3 separate regions of the Homo sapiens genome follow, and all the other regions are linked to region 1. A link is a contact called in ENCODE Hi-C or POLR2A ChIA-PET data. All regions are on one chromosome and are shown on one strand. The core of a region is the stretch at or near the end of the contact, and the rest is flanking DNA. Distances in the headings are between cores, read along the strand shown. Region 1 has its middle 24 kb from the start of HSP90AA1. Region 2 has its middle 81 kb from the start of WDR20. Region 3 overlaps WDR20 (WD repeat domain 20).

Region 1 (2,608 bases), core at 68-2,567:
TTGAAGTTAGGAAGAGCAAGTGCCACTCACGATGCCAGTACTCAGTGAAGAAGGGGAGAGGCATCAGTCCGGACTAGAGGCATCTTTAGTCAAACATTTAAGGACCCACGATAGGCAAAAGACCAGGCTAGACAAAAAATCATCTAGTATTCAATTTGGGTTGCCACAACTTCAGTCATTTCAGAGTGACATTTCCAAAACGTAGAAATACTCCAACTTGTAGGGAAAACAGATAAAAGAGGTGGGGGGTAGTTTGAATGCAACTATGGTCTCATTTTTCCAAAGGTATCATCCTTCAACTTCATAGCTTAGTTTTAGAATGCAGTTTGTTTTTTTGTTTGTTTTTGAGATGGAGTCACGCTCTGTAGCCCAGGCTGGAGTCACGCTGTGTAGCCCAGGCTGGAGTGCAGTGGCCCAATCTCAGCTCACTGCAACCTCTGCCACCTGGGTTCCAGCAAGTCTTCTGCCTCAGCCTCCCAAGTAGCTGAGATTACAGGTGTCCGCCACCATGCCAGCTAATTTTTGTATTTTTAGTAGAGATGGGGTTTCACCATGTGGGCCAGGCTGGTCTCGAACTCCTGACCTCAGATGATCCGCCCACCTCAGCCTCCCAAAGTGCTGCGATTACAGGCGTAAGCCATTGTGCTGGCCTTTTTTTTTTTTATTTAAAAGAGATGGAGGCATCTCACTATATTGCCCAGGTTGGCCTTGAAACCCTGGGCTCAAGGGATCTGCTCACCTCAGCCTCCTAAGTAGCTGGGACTACAGGTAGGCACCACCGCCCCGGCAAAACTGACATTTTAAAATGGAAACATTAAGCTGAGTTGGTGGCTCACACCTATAATTCCAGCACTTTGGGAGGCTGAGGCGGGCAGATCATCTGAGGTCAGGAGTTTGAGACCAGCCTAGCCAACATGGTGAAACCTCGTCTCCACTAAAAATAAAAAAAAAAAAAAAACAAATTAGCCGGTCGTGGTGGCGCATGCCTGTGATTCCAGCTACTCGGGAGGCTGAGGCAGGAGAATCGCTGGAACCTGGGAGGCGGAGGTTGCGGTGAGCTGATATCGCGCCACTGCACTCCAGCCTGGGCGACAGAGCTAAACTCCTTCTCAAAAAAATAAAATAAAAATAAAAATAAATAAAGAAAGAAAGAAAAGAAAATAGAATGGAAACGTTAGGGAGTAGCAAAGCAACTCTGACCAGCCCTCGGTTCCGCCCCTTGTTAGTGTGGGCCCCACCCCTGGCCGTTTTGGCCCCGCCCCCGCGTCCACGCCGCCGGCTCCCAACTTCATAAGCTGTGACGATTAAGTAGTATGAAAAACCCAACAGCAAAACACAAATGGAACACCAGAGGGTGCATTTGTCACCAGACATCTTCTGGAGTCTTTTGCTAATTGCACATACCACTGCCAGATGGCAAAGGATCAGTACAGGTTTCCTCATGAACGCCTTTAACATTTTAGTTTGTAAATGCAATTGTCTGATGCATTAGTAAAATGCTGGATAATAGCAAAACATTAATAATAATAATAATAATTAAATGCTTGTCAACCAGGCAGTAAGAGGACAAAGATGACAGGCCAGGGCTTTCCCCAGACAGCCCAAAGCCTCAGGCACGCTGGTGGCCTCCCTCCCCAAGAATGGACTGACCGGATTCCTGGAGCCACCAGCCCTGTCACCCCGCCCCTGCAGCCACGCCTGGGGGAGCGGCGGCCGGTAGGGCCGGGCGGCTGCGAGGCCAGAAACGCCTCCAAGAGCTCCTACCTGGGGTCCAGAAGGTAGTCTGGGGAGCAAGCTCCGGAGAGACGAGCGGGGGAGACTGGGGTCCCAGCAGACGCAGAATGGTCTCTCCACAAAGAGGGGTTAGCAAATGTACTCTCCAGACCTGTCCCCACCCTCCACACCGTCAAAGAGCAAAGAGAAAATCTTCCAGGCCCCCACTCCAGGCATGGTGGGTGCGTCAGGATTCAGAACAGATGACCTCTGCCTTGACCTCCAGGCTGCCCTCAGGTTCAGACCAGGGCTTAACTCAATGCCGCATTTCTGCCTCAAAGGAAAAACGTGGTTCAGAAGTTCCCACTTAACAATATTTAACAATTCACCAATAGTTTTAGTTCAAAACCAGATATCCTTTCCTTGAAATGTGTTGTGAAAGATTTCTCAAGCTCCTTCTCCCCAGCGTGGTTCCTAAGAGCCTTAGCGTGAGCTGAGACTCAGACCCCTTCATTCCCGGGCAATACTGAAATGCTCTCGGTTTCCAGGGCGCTGCATCTTTACTCCTCCACCCACCTGCAACGGTGATCTGGTTTAGGCGTTCAGTATCTGAGCACCTTCTCTGGATCAGGCACCAGGGAAAGCAGGAAGCCCTAGAGGGCCGTAGAGGCCCGTTTTCCCAGGATGAACACACACTTCTTTCTTTTTCTTTCTTTTTTTTTTTTCTTTTTTGAGACAGTCTCACTCCATTGCCCAGGCTAAAGTGCAGTGGTATTATCTCGGCTCACTGCAACCTCTGCCTCCCAGATTCAAACGATTCTCCTGCCTCAGCCTCCCAAGTAGCTGGGATTACGGGTGCATGCCACCTCGCCCGGCTAATTTTTTTTTTTTTGAG
Region 2 (2,608 bases), core at 80-2,579, 160 kb after region 1:
CCAGTATGGACTACAGAAGACGAGAGGAGGACAGGTTTGAGGGCGGTTGATTCAAGATCTCTCTGGAAGCTGGGCCCAGTGGAGAGTGGGACAGTGGAGGGCATGAAGGTGGTTCTAGTTGGCTCCTAGCTGCCACCACAATTGGCATCAAGGCGTTAGCCAGCAGAAACTGGAGAATGAGTGTGCATTTGTTTTGTGCTAATGGGAGAATAGGAAGCCTGCAGCCCTCGCGTTGGGTCGCTTTCTAGGGGTGCGGCTTTGTAGGGACCAGCTGGCGGAAGCAGCGTGTCCCTCAACATCAGGCTCTGGCAGCCTGGTGGCTGCGCCACCTCTGCGTCTCAGCAGCCGCCCTCCCCTGGGAGTGATGGAAAGCAGCCGAGTCCTCTGGGGCCTCACACTCAGTGAGAGGAAGTCTAAGGAAGGGTGCTGTCCCTCATGGCCGTCAGAAGCCACCTGCAGCCACTAAGTATGTAAATTGGGGCCAGTCCAACCTGAAAAGTGCCATAACGTGTCAACCACACAGCACACCTCAAAGGCTTCTTACCAAAAAAGTCATTAGTAATTTTTATATTGCTGAATATTATATGAAACATCTTCAGTTAAAATATTAAAATTGGCCAGGTGCGGTGGCTCACGCCTGTAATCCCAGCACTTTGGGAGGCCAAGGCAGGTGGATCACGAGGTCAGGAGGTCTTCAAGACCATCCTAACAGTGAAACCCCATCTCTACTAAAACTACAAAAAGTTAGCTGGGCGTGGTGGCAGGCGCCTGTAGTCCAAGGTACTTGGGAGGCTGAGGCAGGAGAATCACTTGAACCCAGGAGGTGGAGCTTGCAGTGAGCCAAGATCGTGCCACTGCACTCCAGCCTGGACAACAAAGTGAGACTCCGTCTCAAAAAAAAAAAAAAAAAAGAAAATATTAAAATTAATGTCACTTGTTTTTATTATCTATCTTTTCATTTTTTGAGACAGGGTCTTGCTCTATCCCCCAGGCTGGAGTGCAGTGGATCGCGGCTCATTGCACCCTGCATCTCCTGGGCTCAAGCCATCCTCCTGCCACACAGCCTCCTGAGTAGCTGGGATGACAGCCGTGCGCCACCACACCCGGCTAATTTTGTATTAGTAGAGATGGAGTTTCACCATGTTGGCCAGGCTGGTCTCAGACTCCTGGGCTCAAGTAATCTCCCCACCTCAGCCTCCCACAGGGCTGGCTGTCACTTGTTTTTAAGTTGTTAAACGTGCTCCCGGGAAGCTAAACTTAACACAGGACTGGTAGAGACACCACCTTCCTGTGGGTGGGGCTGCCTCCTACCTGGAGCAGCACTCACCTCCACCTGGCACTCCGTGAAAGGGGAGGGAGACTCTGTGGCTGCCAGATGAGGGTGGCCCCTCTCCGTCTGTCCCCAGGCTGGGTCACCACCACTTTCTCCCTCTGCCAGGAGTAGATGACTTTTCTGTTGCCGGGGGGAAGGGAGGTGCCTCCTGGTTCTGGAGATTTGTCACTTCCTGGACACCACATAGCTTGTGGAAAGCACTTTCTTAGGGTGCGCGTGGTGATGAAGGCAGAGTGTCCTGTGTGAGAGGCTTCCTTCCTCCAGACTGTCTGCGGCAGAAGTGGGGTCAGGAACCTGCTGCCCAGCTTTCCTCCACAGGCTTGATGTGTTTGAGCCAGAAGTATGGGGCGTTTGCGGGGTCCTCCACAAGTACAAACAGGGTTCTGTCCCTTTTCAGGGGTCCCAGAGGAAAAGCACTCCTATAGACTCTGAGCAGGGGCAGCTGCCACATTCCGTTTGCTTCCTGAGCTTGTCTAGGTGAACAGATTTCAGGTGGAAGGTAAGAAACGGGATGAAATGACTTGAGCGGGACAGCTTGCTTCCAGGCTTCCGGCAGCAGGGCGTGGGCGAGGCTGAAGGGCAGTTTCCGATTGTCACCTTCATTTGTGTCCACACAAGTCCAATATGTGAGAAGGTAGCAATGTCAGCTTGAGTTAAAGGCTTGTCATTTGTAAACAGTACTCATCAGCTGAAGCCTTCTTCCATGACAGCTAAGTTGTATTCCCAGAGCTGAAAATGTGCACCTTTGGGGCTGCACTGTCGCCATCTTAATGTTCTTCATAAATGAACGCCACACTTTGATGTAATGTAATTGCTGCTCAATAGTAAATGCAAAGAAATGGAAGTACTCTTTGCTGTGTAGGAGGTTAAACCCTCTTAGGTTTACCCAAGGTCACACCAGTATTGTAAAATCTGGGTGAGATTCCCCGCCCCCGCCCCCGACAGTGAGCCTCTCAGCAGGAGCCGCCCTAAAGAGCCAGATGCCCCCCACCATTCTTCCTGCTGGCCCTGGTGGGTTGGCCCCCACATCCCTTCTCCACACCCAGCTGCAGCCTCACGGCAAGACTACTTTGTTCTGGGGCTCCCCCGACCTCGGCCTGGGCCCTGCTGTCTCTACCTGTGGGGCCTACACATGTGGACAGCTACAGCCAGGGGGTGCCACGGTCACACCACCCAACAAAGCAAGAACCCCCCAGCAGAGAATGCCCTTTCAAAGGTGCCACTGAACTCTATCCTTGGAGACAACCCCTGGCTCCGAGGGACTGGGTGTGCGGT
Region 3 (2,608 bases), core at 70-2,569, 140 kb after region 1:
TCCCATCTGGGAACAAGTATATTTTAAAAGATGATTTTCCCCCTGTCAATTAAAAATTGTGTGCATTTAAAATGCTTGTTGATAGAAAAATTGGAAAATAGAGAGGTACAAAGAAGGTAGGAAAGCATCACCTCTAAACCGTGACGCTCACTGTTGACTTTCACAGTCTGTGATTGTTTTCAATGAGGGGACACCATAGGGCTCACACCTTCCATTGGGGGTGAAGGCAAACTTCACCAAACTTCATCTCCAAGTCTGGCCCTGATCAGGTCAGCCCAGTGAGCATGGGCAGGCCCTGCCCTCTTCCCGCTCCCTGGGACTGTCCTCAGTCACACTGGAGGTCCTTGCTGGTGCATCTGTTCAAGACCCAAAGAAAGTCGAATGCCCAGTCCTTTCTAGCCCCTCTCAGGAAATCATCCCCAGCTCCCTGGAGTCTCTGCTTTCCCCAATCTTCCAGAGTAGATTTTGGGTTTCTGTTTGTAGCGTTCTGTACATATGATGCCCTTGAAAATGTCTAATGGGCCATTATTGAAAGTATCTTGGCGCACGGTTCATCTGACAAGCTCCCAGATCGTGGAGCGTGTCCTCATCATCAGAGCTGCCCACAGAGGAGAGTCACCCGGTCACATTCAGCTCACTGTGGTGAAGCACCCCACAGGGGCGAGGAGTTTACTTTTTAAATTTTTTTTTTTGTGTGTGTGTGTGTGTGTGTGTGTGTGTGTGTGTGTGTGTTTCACTCTGCCCTGTTCTGAAGTTTGCTTTTTATAACTAATGGTTATATATTTGGGGAGGAAGAGTTACAAAGGGACAGTTCCTATATGGTAATGAATGCAACCTTGTTGTCTGTGTAAAAATCCTGATTTTGGAGTATATTCACAGAATAGTAACTTTGAAGGATTTTCAAGTATGTGTTAATTGTTGGCTGAAATATAAAATGTTAAAGAACTTGGCATTTGGCTTCTTTCGTTACTGACACGATACCCTCTGCTGTTGCCCTTCTCCTCTCGCAGGCTGTGAGGCTGAGGCAGACACACTGGGTAGGTCCCACGTCTCCTTGTGGCATTTAGATCCAGTCTTACTGAAGGGCATGCTGAAGAGGAGATGGCCCTGACTCCTGGGGTATGGAGGGACACTGCTGCCAGCCCAGGCTGCGTGGCACATCCTGCCAGCTGCAGGTGCCTCCCAGGCATGGGGTAAAGCTTAGCAGTGTTCTGTCTATTCTGATACAAAGGAATGGTCTGCACATTTTGTTAGTTTTGTTTCTGTTGATTTTCTAATCGAAGGAAGGAAATGAGCCCGTAATGATCTACTCCTTAAAGCTTGAACACAGATAAAACGACATCCGATCCCATCTTAATGTGGCTTTGAAATACCCTTTCCTAATACTTCCTGAGCCCTCTTCAGATGCCTTTACATCATCAGAGCCTTTAGTTGCCATTTTTGCTTGTGGTTGCATTATGGCTTTTCAAGCAGCTGCTGTGGTTTTTGAATTGTTTCAGTATTTTTGTTATAAATTAATATCTGCATTTTGAAATGCAGATCCACTCACCCCCAAACTAATTTTTGATTTTTGCTTATCATATTGATAGTAATGAAAAAAAAGAAAAAGAAAATGAAGTGCCTTAGAAAGCGTCAGTGTGAATTGCTTTCACAAAATGACACTTTGATGTGGTTATAGACTTATTTTTATTCTTGTTTCATTTTAACTAGTGTATTTTGAAAATCTTGTCTGTTGATGGCATTTGGGATGGTAGTGTTTTCGCTGTTCGTGGGATTTTTCTTTGTATTCATATCTTAAGTGGCACGGTCTGTTTGGCCTGCAGAGCTGGAACTATGGGGAGGGCCGCGCTGAGCGTTGAGTGGAGACATGGAGCCTGCATCCCCACAGAGCACTGGCCCAGAGCAGGTGTCTTGACGTACATAGAAATGTGTCTGTATTTCGTTTTGCTTTTAAGGTTTATTTGCGTTTTGGGTTTTTTGTGTTTTTATGAACGTGTTTGTTAAGAATGGGCCTTGGAGCATTTTGGAGTTGGACACTGATGGAGAGCCCTGTGGCCAGGCCAGCTGCTCTGCCAGCACCTCTGTTACTTCCCCTGCCTTCCCTCCGCCTCCTCGCTGAGCACCTGCCCTGCCCATCTCTCAGTGTACCCCTGCCCTGGAGGGGCTGCGACTGGGACTGGGGCTCTCCTCCACTGCTTCCCACCAGAGCCTTCCTGCCTCTGCCTGTCTCTGTTCCCCAGCACCTCCCTTCTGGCCCAGGGAGCAGGTCTCTTCCCTGTCCCTCTCTCCTGGAGCTCACCTTCCTCCACCAGGCACCTGCCCTGCACCCTCCTCCCCTACGGTGTCCCTTTGCTCTCAGCACCTTCTCTGCCCCCACCCTGCTTCCCTGTGCTCTCTCCTAAGGACCACCCCCTCCCTGTGCACTCCATCCCTCTAGGGCTCAGCTTCCTCAAGTCTCAGAGGCCTGTCCTCTGAGGCTCTGGCCTCCTGTGGCAGCTCCTTCCTCTTCTGCCTGCTCTCCTCATGGCACTTCTGGGTTGTTTGCTTGGATATTCCTTCTGCTTTCCTTGTTTTTGTCCTGTGCCCTGTATGGAGGTTTTTTTTTTTT

The links. Hi-C counts contacts between places; a loop is a spot of excess contacts on that map. ChIA-PET counts read pairs that join two places held with the same protein, here RNA polymerase II (POLR2A). Pooled maps may share reads with other maps.
Region 2: a map of thyroid gland shows a loop between it and region 1 (2.5-fold over the local background). The contact joins two enhancer-like sites. A Hi-C loop is called at or near these places in 2 of 168 maps with a recorded cell type or tissue (heart right ventricle and thyroid gland) and 4 of 50 pooled maps. POLR2A ChIA-PET finds 5 or more read pairs at or near these places in 4 of 52 experiments (H1, PC-3, RWPE1 and 1 more).
Region 3: a loop to region 1 is called in a pooled map, with 2.1 times the contacts of the local background. The contact joins two enhancer-like sites. A Hi-C loop is called at or near these places in 1 of 168 maps with a recorded cell type or tissue (heart right ventricle) and 3 of 50 pooled maps. POLR2A ChIA-PET finds 5 or more read pairs at or near these places in 3 of 52 experiments (AG04449, PC-3 and activated CD4-positive, alpha-beta T cell).

Annotation. Positions count from the first base shown.
Region 1 is chr14:102,061,979-102,064,586 of GRCh38, forward strand. No RefSeq gene overlaps it. Among named protein-coding and RNA genes, the nearest start is that of HSP90AA1, 24 kb to the right of the region's middle. RefSeq lists an enhancer at 2,103-2,608. Within about 2 kb of position 1,318, at least 9 of the 41 ENCODE cell types and tissues checked have a DNase peak (open chromatin) inside an H3K27ac peak, as active enhancers do.
Region 2 is chr14:102,219,827-102,222,434 of GRCh38, forward strand. It overlaps a transcript of WDR20 not described here and a transcript of MOK not described here. Among named protein-coding and RNA genes, the nearest start is that of WDR20, 81 kb to the left of the region's middle. Within about 2 kb of position 1,330, at least 3 of the 41 ENCODE cell types and tissues checked have a DNase peak (open chromatin) inside an H3K27ac peak, as active enhancers do.
Region 3 is chr14:102,199,777-102,202,384 of GRCh38, forward strand. All of the region lies in intron 2 of WDR20 (WD repeat domain 20), which reads left to right. Among named protein-coding and RNA genes, the nearest start is that of WDR20, 61 kb to the left of the region's middle. Within about 2 kb of position 1,320, at least 4 of the 41 ENCODE cell types and tissues checked have a DNase peak (open chromatin) inside an H3K27ac peak, as active enhancers do.